Regions from separate parts of the Homo sapiens genome. Here region 2 is linked to region 1. A link is a contact called in ENCODE Hi-C or POLR2A ChIA-PET data. All regions are on one chromosome and are shown on one strand. Each heading gives the region's core, a stretch centred on a gene start or an enhancer-like site at or near the end of the contact. The rest is flanking DNA. Distances are from core to core; before and after follow the strand shown.

The links. Hi-C counts contacts between places; a loop is a spot of excess contacts on that map. ChIA-PET counts read pairs that join two places held with the same protein, here RNA polymerase II (POLR2A). Pooled maps may share reads with other maps.
Region 2: a pooled map shows a loop between it and region 1 (5-fold over the local background). The contact joins two enhancer-like sites. A Hi-C loop is called at or near these places in 2 of 37 single-sample maps with no recorded cell type and 7 of 50 pooled maps. POLR2A ChIA-PET finds 5 or more read pairs at or near these places in 3 of 52 experiments (T-cell, activated CD4-positive, alpha-beta T cell and activated naive CD4-positive, alpha-beta T cell).

Annotation. Positions count from the first base shown.
Region 1 is chr4:38,059,348-38,065,272 of GRCh38, forward strand. The region is part of intron 14 of TBC1D1 (TBC1 domain family member 1); the gene reads left to right. Among named protein-coding and RNA genes, the nearest start is that of PTTG2, 100 kb to the left of the region's middle. Within about 2 kb of position 2,836, at least 12 of the 41 ENCODE cell types and tissues checked have a DNase peak (open chromatin) inside an H3K27ac peak, as active enhancers do.
Region 2 is chr4:38,755,041-38,760,965 of GRCh38, forward strand. It overlaps the pseudogene RNA5SP158. Among named protein-coding and RNA genes, the nearest start is that of TLR10, 25 kb to the right of the region's middle. RefSeq lists an enhancer at 2,308-2,437. Within about 2 kb of position 4,676, at least 9 of the 41 ENCODE cell types and tissues checked have a DNase peak (open chromatin) inside an H3K27ac peak, as active enhancers do.

The sequences.
Region 1 (5,925 bases), core at 1,586-4,085:
CGTGCACAGCAGGTACTACATTGAAGGGAAATTGTATGATAAATAGGAAATCAGCGATTTTTACTTGGAGACTTGGCAAGGCAAATGTTTTTGTAATAAAAATAGATCGTGAAATAGAATCCTGAAAGCTGCCTGTTTAAATGTAAAGCAAATGGCTTTAGTGATGCTTTAAGTGTGGCAGTCACTTCTGGCTGCCGCAGAAACTATAGAAAGTGCATTCTCTCTTGGTGCTGTGGGTTCTTAGGGTGAATGCCTTGTGTGACGCTGAGTATGTGGAAGGACCATTCATTCTTGGTAACTATACACTAGGCAGAGGGTGGCGTTAGCGAAGCTACTGCAGGTTGGGTGTGTTTAAGATTTGGATTTATTTTTCTTTTAATTTTTATTTTTAGTTCCAGGGTACATGTGCAGGATGTGCAGGTTTGTTACATGGTTAAACGTGTGCCATGGTGGTTTGCTGTACCTATCAACCCATCACCTAGGTATTAAGTCCAGCATGTGGTTATTTTTCGTAATGCTCTCCCTGCTCCCTGCCGCCCCCCAACAGGCTCCAGTGTTTGTTGTTCCCTTTCCTATGTCCATGTGTTCTCATGATTCAGCTCCCATCTATGAGCAAAAACATGTGGTGTTTGGTTTTCTGTTCCTGCGTTAGTTTGCTGAGGATAATGGCTTTCAGCTTCATCCATGTCCCTGCAAAGGACATGGTCTCATTCATTTTTATGGCTGCATAGTAGTCCATGGTGTATATGTACCACATTTTCTTTATCTAGTCTATCATTGATGGGCATTTGGGTTGATTCCATGTCTTTGCTATTGTGAATAGTGCTGCAGTGAACATATGCATGCATGTATCTTTGTAACAGAGTGGTTTATATTCCTTTGGTTATGTACCCAGGAATGGGATTGCTGGGTCAAATGGTATTTCTAGTTCTAGATCTTTGAGGAATTGCCACACCATCTTCTACAATGTTTGAACTAATTTACATTCTCACCAACAGTGTAAAAGCATTCTTACTTCTCCGCAACCTCACCAGCATCTGTTGTTTCTTGACTTTTTAATAATCACCGTTCTGACTGGTGTGAGACAGTATCTCCTTGTGGTTTTGATTTGCATTTCTCTAATGATCAGTGATGTTGAGCTTTTTTTCATGTTTGTTGGCTGTATGAATATCTTCTTTTGAGAAGTGTCTGTTCATGAGAGAGACATATTTGCTCCTCTGAGTAAAGGGTAAGGATGCTTACGTCTGTGTGACAGCCTTCTCTCTTTTTCAGAACCTCACTGTGGATCGCCATCGTTGGCCTGTACTGAAGGTAAAGCAGATAGAGGCAGTCTCATCTGTCAGATGAAGACCTCATACACCTGTTGATTAAGAGGCTTTCTTCAGATCATGGTTTAGAGCGGTGTTTTACAAACTTGATGTGCTTGGAGTCTTCTGGAAATCTTGTTAAAAGGCAGACTCTGTTGCAGTAGGTCCGGGTGGGTTCTGAAGTTCTAACAAGCTCCCCAGTGAGGCTGATGTTTCAGGTCCACTGTGAGGAGGCAGGGCTTAGAATAAACAACCGTGGGAAATCCAGTCCAGATCTTTGATGCATCCTAGGTTAGGCCTGTCTGTCAGGCTGCCCTGGGTCTCTAGTGATGGACTCCAGGAGTCTCTCAAGTCTCAAATAAGTCTGAGTCATCAGGGATATTTTTTGAGAAGAGTTGTGCTGTCTGAAGAAGCAAAGAGTGAGTGTGATGGGGAAAATGCAGTGATTAAAAACATGGTAAGGTTTAAAGAAAGATTTGACCATATGCCAGGTGAACCCAAATGTATGGTGCTTTGCGTCTTTCCTGCCCTTTGGTTTTCCAGGGAGGCAAGGCCTTATCTCTTATGGAGCACAGGAGACACAGTGTGGGCGTTTGTTTTCTCAGCCGTGGGCTCTAACCTAATTGTCAAGCCTACAAAAAAAAAATGCTGAAAATCAACTTCTGACTAGATATCTGGTAGTACATAATCTCCATAATTTTCTCTCTGGGTGTATTATGCAAAAGATAATCCTTTGTTATTAAGAAACAATTTTTAAGGCAACTCCCAACTTTGAAACGGGGAAAAATCATTTTATTTACCTCTATGTGCTAGGGAACAATATTAAATTTAGTTTTATACTTTTCCTTTAAGCATTTCAGATTATATTGTGCATTTCACCAACAATAGAAGCTTTCAGACTTTATATGTCTTGTAAAAAAAAGCCTAATATAGATAAGAATAATTTATTGATTTGAAACCCATTGTATAAGAAATAGTCCAGTGAAACTTAAGTTCAAAGTTTTTTTTGTCTTGTGGATGTAGCTATGTCAATATGCCTAGTTTATAGTAACATTAAGTCTAGTGGATTAGATATTAGATATCAATTGAGATGTAAGCAGTAATAAACAGTAATGCCTAAACTGAAGTATATAATCTGAATCTTTATGATGACCAATTTATATTATTGTGAAAAACTTAGGAACTGATTTGAAACATGATTTACATGTTTTACATGAAACATGATTTACATGTGTCATATATAGTTTTCAATAATTTACGTACCAGCAGGAAATTTTAGTGGATAAGTGGAATAAACTGCAGGTGAAACTTTGCTGGAAAATACAAGCATAGTGACATCTGTGCACCAAAAGCACCTGGGGAGATTTTTTAAAACATGGGCCAGACATGCCTTCCTGGCTGTCTCCCTCACTGTCAGTGAGTGTGGGGATGGGGTCTGGGCCTGAATTCTTTCTTTTTAGACTCCTCAGGATTCTGATTGCTGCCACGTTGAGAGGGTTGACCTCAATTCGGACCTCAGAGGGTGACTTGAGAAACTGTCACCACTTGGTGGCAGTGTTGCTCCCCGCATCTTGATTGCCCTTGTTTCTTTCCAATCCCGGAAAAGTGTGCTTGTTTTTTTTTTTTTCCCTGCGTGTTTTTGTTTTTGATCTTGCTATAATATTTATATTCCTTGCTCATTTGCAACTTATTTGAATGGAGAGCTACTTTCTGAAATCTAGATGTTTTTCTTTTTCTACAGGGTTTTAGGGCATGGGCAAAACACGGAAGAAAAAAGTTGTCTTCAGTTGGCAGAGACGTGGATTTTTAAGATTGTTCTTAATTTACTTTCTGTATAACTTTGCTTTTCTGTGGTGAACAAAGACCAGGTTCAAGATAAAATATTGCAAGCCAAGAATCTGATTGTTCATGGATTTCTATGGTTAAAGATACTTGATCACCTCCCCATCCGCCCCCTACCCCACCCACCCTGCGCCGCCCCCACACCCCATTGTGCTTCTTGGCTTGTCATTTCAAAAGTCAAGGAAGTCACAGTGAATGGCAAGATTTTACCTCGACTTGCTATTTTTGTGCCTGTTAACAATTGTGAGTTAACACTGACTGAGCTTTTCCTAGTGAACCTCCGGCGTTTAAACAGCCAGTCCATAACACTGTGTGAGGGCTGGAGCTAAGGTTATTGGTGACACAAGATAGCACCTGAGCCAGTGCTGCTTGGTAGGAGGGCTGAGGGGAAGAGGGCTGAGGGCTTGGATGCTGAGATGCTAGAGTCACATCGCCTGGATTTGAATCCCTGCCCTCCTGTTCTGATACCAGCTGACCCATGACGATGCTACAGCACCTGACAGCAGATTCCTCCTTAGGGCTGGTCTAACTCTAGAGTGTGTGCCTGTGTGCCTGCAGGAGAATGTCCAAAGTGAGTGATCTTGATCTGTTAACCTTTGAATTTTAACCTATACCAGGGAGCCATTGAAGAGTTTAAAGCAAGTGAATGACGAGTAGTTTGAAAATATTTCCAGGTGGATAGAATTTGTGGACATACATGAACATGAGCAGCCTCAAAATCAGGGCTGGGACTAGAGTGAGGCCAGCACGTGTCCAGGGTGCAAAATGTAAGGAGGCATTCACTTTCAGGGCCTGGCAGGTGTGGACCCTGAACTTCCAGGACCTTGAGAGTGAGTGTCTCCTAAGGATTACACCCTGGGGGCCTATTTGCCTCATCCTGGTCCCTGGTCCTCTGTGTACCCTATTGCCTGCTTCAGTAAACAGGCAGCCCTGCAAGGGAAGGAAGGGTTGGATCAGCTCTGAGGAGGGAGTTTTTTTAGAAGGATAGATTTGTTTTGTTTAAAAAACAGCTTTATTGAGATATAATTCACATCCTATACAGTTTGTTCATTTAAAATGTACAATTCAATGTTGTGAGGTTATTTTTTGGTATATCCACAGAGTTGTGTGACCATGACCACAGTCTAATTTTTTTTATTTTTTATTTTTTGAGACGGAGTATTGCTCTGTCGCCCAGGCTGGAGTGCAGTGGTGCGATCTCGGCTCATTGCAACCTCTGCCTCCTGGGTTCAAGTGATTCTCATGCCTCAGCGACCTGAGTAGCTGGGATTACAGGCATGCCCCACCAAGCCTGGCTAATTTTTATATGTTTACTAGAGACGGGGTTTCACCATGTTGGCCAGACTGGTCTACAACTCATGGCCTCAAGTGATCCTTCTGCCTCAGCCTCCCAAAGTGTTGGGATTACAGGCGTGAGCCCGACCCACCGCAGTCTAATTTTGAAACATTTTTTGTCCCCCTAGAAAAAAACCTGTAGTTGTCACTTGCCAATCTACTGCCGTCCACCTCTAACCATAGACAGCCCCTAATCTACTTTCTGTCTCTATAGATTTGCCTATTCTGAACACTTCATCTAAGTGCAATCATATAATATGTGGTCTTTTGTGTCTGGCTTCTTTGATTTAACATGTTTTCAAAATTCATTATGTCATAATACATACCAGTAATCCATTCTTTTTTAATGACTTATTAATATTCCGTTGTATAGAGACATCACATATGGTTTATCCTTTACCAGTCGAGAGGCATTTGGATTGTTTGCACTTTTGGCTGTTACGGATAATACCGCTGTGAACATTGATGTATGTGTTTTTGTGTGTTGAATGTGAGCTGGTGTGGAAACTCCTCCTCCAGGGGGGCCTTACCTGTGATTCTACCCACGGGGATGGTTAAGCCAGCAGGGATGGGAAGGGTTTGGTCCTGCTGGCCCTAGGCTTTCCTGCAGGCTGCCATGTGCCTTTCTTCTGCCTAGGCTGAAACGGAGGCTGCCCTGGTTTCTGGCACTGCCCTCATGAGTGTGTGGGAAGGCTGGGGGAAGCCAAGTCTCCATGGTGCCTCCATCAGGGACCCTGCAGCTGGGAGGCAGCCAGAGGGCCACAGGTTGGTAGCATTCACACAGAGCTACATTTCTTTTTTTTTTTTTTTTTGAGACAATCTTGCTCTGTCGCCCAGGCTGGAGTGCAGTGGTGCGATCTCCGCTCACTGCCACCTCCACCTCCCAGGTTCAAGGAATTCTCCTGCCTCAGCCTCCCAAGTAGCTGGGACTACAGGCGTGCGCTGCCATGCCCGGCTAATTTTTTGTGTTTTTAGTAGAGACGGGGTTTCACCACGTTGACCAGGATGGTCTTCATCTCCCGACCTCGCGATTCACCTGCCTCGGCCTCCCAAAAAGTGCTGGGATTACAGGCGTGAGCCACCATGCCCAGCCTACATTTCTTTTTTTTTTTTCTTTGAGATGGAGTCTTGCTCTGTCACCCAGGCTGGAGTGCAGGGGCACCATCTCTGCTCACTGCAACCTCCGCCTCCTGAGTTCAAGTGATTCTCCTGCCTCAGCCTCCGGAGTAGCTGGGATTACAGGCAACTGCCACCACACCTGGCTAATTTTTTTATTTTTATTTTTTAATAGAGACGGAGTTTTTCCATGTTGACCAGGCTGGTCTCGAACTCCTGACCTCAAGTGGCCTCAAGAGGCCAATCCGCCTTGGCCTCCCCAAGTGCTGGGATTATAGGTGTGAGCCACTGCACCCACCCAGCCCGTAGCTACATTTCTGTCAGC
Region 2 (5,925 bases), core at 3,426-5,925, 700 kb after region 1:
TGTCATCCATGTAAAATGCCTAGAACAGTGCCTGACACATAGTAAGTTATATGAATGTCTGCTATTATGATAAGGTAGTATGATATTCTGCTATGGCTTTGAGATCAATATGCAAAAATTGGTAGTATTCTAAACACTGCAACAAATAGCGAAAATATATAATTTGTAAAAGATCACTTTTATATAACTTGTAATAGCATAAAAATAAGGTACCTAGGAATAAATCTAACAAATGAGGTGCATGATCTTTAAAAAGAAAATTATAAAATTTTATCAAATGTAATTAAAGAGACTGAAATAAATGGAGAACTATGTTCTTTATGAAAAATTTATAACCTTGAACACTTTTCTTCCTCTCATATTACTCTTTAATTCAAAGTAGTTCAAAACAAAATATCGATCGGTATTTTTAGTGTACGTTGTGGAATTTGACAAGTTTGATTTTAAATGAAGGCTAAATAGTAAATATTTGAGAAGCATGGGATCAGCACAGAGACTGACAAACAAAACAATGAAATGGAAATAGCATGTCCAGGAAGACTTTCCTGCATTTATAGAAACTTGATAGTTGGCAAAAGTGATATTACAGGTCAGTGGAAATAGGGTGAATTATTCAAAAATAATAATACTGGGGCAATTAATCAGCCATTAGCAAAAACTCAAAATTAGATCCTAGCTTCAGTCATACCCTGGACTAAAGATTTCAGTGTGAAAAACAAAACAGAGCTGAATATCTTCCTGGTGACCCTGGGTCAGAGAAGCATTTCTTAAACAAGATGGGAAAACACAAACCATAAAGGAAAAGACCGATAAATGTCACTATGTTAACATTAATTTTGTTAATGTTTTATTATTTTCCGGTTCACCAGGGTAGGCTATGGTCCCAGTTTTGTACTGTCTCTGCACAGTATCACCACACAGCTATGGCCTTTACATAGTGACTTTGCATCACCTGCCTGTAGGGTGGGCAGCATGCATCTCCACACAATTGAGTTTGAGTCTCACTGGGTGACTTGCTTTGGCCAACAGAATGTAGGACAACATGCATGATGCCCAACCCGATTTTTTTTTTTTTTTGAGACAGTCTCACTCTGTTGGGCAGGCTAGAGGGCAGTGGTGCGATCTCCACTCACTTCAATGTCCACCTCCCAGGTTCAAGCGATTATCATGCCTCAGCCTCCTGAGTAGCTGAGATTACAGGCATGCACCACTACGCCTGGCTAATTTTTGTATTTTTAGTAGAGATGGGGTTTCATCATGTTGGCCAGGCTGGTTTTGAACTCCTGACTTCAAGCGATCCACCCACCTCAGCCTCCCAACGTGCTGGGATTACAGGTGTGAGCCACCGCGCCCAGCCCCAACCTGAGATTTTACATGTGCTTGTGTGGTTTTCCTTGGCCTCTTCCATTTATCATGAGATGAGCATGCCCTGAGTAGCTGCTGTCTTTGAATGTGAAATATAGACAACAGACTTAAACCAGACCTGAAGTCTGAGGCAGAGCCACCCTGGTTGAACAATAGAACTGTGAATTAGAAAAATACAATTTTGTTGCTTAACTACTGAGATTTATCTGCAATACTATCCTAGTAATAACTGACTAGTACATTAACTTATTCAAAATAGGTTTTTTTTTTTTTTTGGAGAGGAAAGGACATCGGGGCTCATAAAATCAATAAGAGGGTAGAGGCTTCGAAATAGGCAGGAGCCAGGATATTTCTCGGGGATGGATTCCAGGACCACCAGCAAGTGTAAAAAGCAGGCTCTCATAAAGCCAGGGCACAACTGCTGGGATGAAATAGAATTATTTTCTGCTCCTTTGATCCTCTGGTCAAGATCCAAGTACTAGGAAGAGAGTATGTAATTGTCCTAGCTTGGACTGCCTCCACCCACGAACTAGACAGTACAGGTATCTGGGTCACTATCTATCAGGCAATATCCCCTGGGAAGAAAGAAGGCCTCGAAGGAAATGATGAGCCGGGCACGGTAGCTCACGCCTGTAATCTTAGCAATTTGGGAGGCCAAGGTGGGTGGATCACTTGAGGTCAGGAGTTCGAGACCAGCCTGGCCAACATGGTGAAATCCGTCTCTACTAAAAATACAAAAATTAGTCAGGTGTAGTGACGCACATCTGTAATCCCAGCACTTTGGAAGGTTGAGGCTGGCGGATCACTTGAGGTCAGGAGTTTGGGACCAGCCTGGCCAACATGGTGAAACCCCATCTCTACTAAAAATACAAAAATTAGCCAGACATGGTGGCACACGCCTGTAATCCCAGCTACTTGGGAGCCTTAGGCAGGAGAATCATTTGAACTCGTGAGACAGAGGCTGCAGTGAGCCGAGATCATGCCACTGCACTCCAGCCTGGGTGACAGAGTGAGACTCCGTCCCCACTGCCAAAAAAAAAAAAAAGGAAGTGGTGTACTTTTCAGAAGAAGAGATTGACATTGGGCAGAGCCAGAAACAAGAAATGGCCAAGACACATGCTGACCAATGTACTTTTACACTGAGGGTTCCCAGCTTGTGGGCTAAGAATACCTTGGAGAGCTTTGGAGCTGTTGCAAGAGACCCTAAGTCTATCTATGCCACAACTATGGTCTGAGGCTTGGTAGATAACATAATTTATATCCCTATACTACCCTTCCCTGAAGATATATAGACGCTATTGGATGTTATTGGCTTAATTCAATGCAAATTCATTTTCAAGAGTTACTAGATTCATAGTAATAGTATCTTCTTAGGGTAGACTTTCCTAACCAAAAAATACTACAAACAAAATGACTGCCACACGGGAATCTGCAAAATAGAGATCACTATTTTGATCTCACTAAATTGTTCTAAGGTTCAAATGACTAAGTACTTGGAGTACTTAGTGCTTGGGACACAGTAAATATGCAGTAAATACCAACCACTAGCCTTCTGATGATGCCATTTTGTCCCATGAGGGCCTGCAGGAGAGAACTCTGCCAGCATGTGCACTGACCTGGTCACCTCAGTAGCTATATTTCTCACAGTGAACTCACGCTCGGTCTTGAGAGAAGGCCCTCCAACTCTGTGGCTCACCGGCACTGTCTTCCTGTGTCTGGGTAGGACCTAAACATGCACTCCTGGTGACTTAACTCAGGTGCTGCTTCCCAAGGAAGGTCACCTTAGCCACTAGGTGGCCTCCCTCCAAGTCTGTTTGTTGGTTAGGAAAATCTACACTAAGAAGAAACTATTGCTATGAGTCTAGTAACTCTTGAAAATGAATTTGCATTGAATTAAATCTAATAACAGCCAATAACATCTATATATATTCAGGGAAGGCTAGTATAGAGATATAAATTATGTTATCTACCAAGCCTCAGACCACGATTGTGGCATAGATAGACTTAGGGCCTCTTGCAACAGCTCCAAAGCTCTCCCTCCAAGTCTTCTCTAAGGCCAGCATTCTTCTTGTCCTATGGGCAACACATAGTCTAGACAGAGGGTAAGGGACATCAACAGAGTAACAACAAGCAGGTTGGTTGGTATTCGATTTTGCTTTGGAGACGAAGATGGCTTTACCTTACAATAAGCAGTCAGGTAGAGCTGGGGGTCATTTTGAGGGGGAAAATAACCCAAACAGAACTGTGTTTTAGGAGAATTAACCTTCCTAGGGTGTATAGGTTGAAGAATGAAAAGGAGATACTGCCCATGGTCTCTTTTTCTCTCTAGTGTAGCTTTTTCAAGCTAGAAGAATAACTATAACAACTTTCTGAAGTCAGTTTCCTCATCTGCAACTTCCCCCACAATCTCCCATCCAAGACCAAGGTAGCCTGATCCCACTAATCATCAGAGACCAGATGAAATCAGGTGTGTTCAGGATTGTACGGTGTGCCATCTATAAAGCACGTGGGGTGTGTTTCTACACTGGGGGTTCCCAGCCTGTGGGCTAAGAATACCGTGGAGAGCTTTGGAGCTGTTGCAAGAGGCCCTAAGTCTATCTATGCCACAACCGTGGTCTGAGGCTTGGTAGATAACATAATTTATATCTCTATACTACTCTTCCCTGAATATATATAGATGTTATTGGCTGTTATTGGATTTAATTCAATGCAAATTCATTTTCAAGAATTACTAGATTCATAGCAATAGTTTCTTCTTAGTGTAGATTTTCCTAACCAACAAATAGTACAAACAAAATGACTGCCACACAGGAGTCTGTAAAATAGAGATCACTATTTTGATCTCACTAAATTGTTCTAAGGTTCAAATGACTAAGTACATGGAGGTGCTTAGAACAGTGCTTGGGACACAGTAAATATGCAGCAAATGCCAACCATTATCATAAAGCAATTCTCATTCCTGAAAGGTGGGGCTCACTCATCTAGATGATCTCTAAAGCCATGCTTTGTGCCTCTGAGCTTTAATGGCTTTCTACATTTTATGAAAAATCTTGTGATGGGGGCAGACATTCTTTGAGATCTGTTGCTGTTGCTGACGCAGAAAGTGCCTTAGCCTATGAGCCATTCTTCTAAGCTTGGATAGAAGGCGTCCTTGGAAGAGGGCCCATATCTCTTCAATTGACAGTGTGGCCCAGAGAGGCCGCAGTCGGAGACCTCTGGGCACTAACACAAGGGCGGTCTGTTTCCTCCAGGGAGGAATGAACTGACTTCTGTTGTGTCCCACGCAGCTCGTCCACTGCAAAGCTCAGCGAAAAATACTAAAGTGACCTCAAGGTGGCACTGCAACCCAAAATTTCACACAAGGGCACACAACCTCAGTTCATTTTGGGGGGTTTTTGTGTTTTTTTGTTAATTTTTGTTTTTTGATCATATCAATTATTTTTATTATCTTTAGAAATAGAAACACAAAACTTAAGAATTTTGTAGAGAATTTGAGTGACTTTAAGAGTGTGTCCTCAGAGTCCAGTTTAAAAAAACAATTCTTCCGACTTTAAAGTCCTGGAGTTGCAGGAAGTATCCTGTCTTCAGGTGAGGGTCTCAGAGGTGATTTATTCCTGAAGTTGGGTATTTGCAAGCTTTTCAAAGCTTTCAGAGCTATCATCATCAGAGGGCCACAAGATGGAGAAGGCACTCCTTGAAATATCCTTTATTTTAGGAAAATAATTTTTCAAAAATTTCAATAGGTTTTGGTGGAACAGATTGTGTTTGGTTACACGCATAAGTTCTTTAGCGGTCGTTTCTGAAATTTTGGTGCCCTCATAACCCAACCAGTGTACGCTGTACCCAATTTGTAGTCTATTATCCCTCACCCCCCCGCTCCCACCCTTTCCCCCGAGGTCCCAAAGTCCATTGTATCATTCTTATGCCTTTGTGGCCTCATAGCTTAGCTCCCATTTATAAGTGAGAACATGCGATGTTTGATTGTCCATTCCTGAGTCACTTCACCTAGAATAATGGTCTCCAATTCCATTCAGGTTGCTGCAAATGCCATTATTTTATTCCTTTTTAAGGCCTTCAGTTTATTTTTTTTAATGATATATGATAGTTTACATATTTATGGAGTACATGTGCTATTTTGTTATATGCATCAAATGTGTAATGATCAAGTCAGGGTATTTGGAGTCTCCATTACCCTGAGTATCATTTCTACGTGCTGGGAACATTTCATGTTCTCTCTTCTAGCTACTTTGAAATATACAATACATTGTTGTTAACTAGAGTCACCCTACTCTGCTATTGAACACCTCCCCCCGTGCAAAAAAAAAAAAAGGATTGTATTGCTCAGTTCATTTTTAAAGCCTTCTTTCTCAAACTTTACTGTGCATAAAATCCAGCCAGGATCTTGCTAAAATGCAGCTTCTGAATCAGTAGGCCTGGGATGGAGCCTGAAATTCTGCATGTCTGACGTCTCTCAGGTGATGCGAACGCTGCAGCCTGGTTTTAGCTGGAATATAGCTTTCAGCAATTCTCTGCTGTTGTTTCTAATTAGGGACAGGAGTG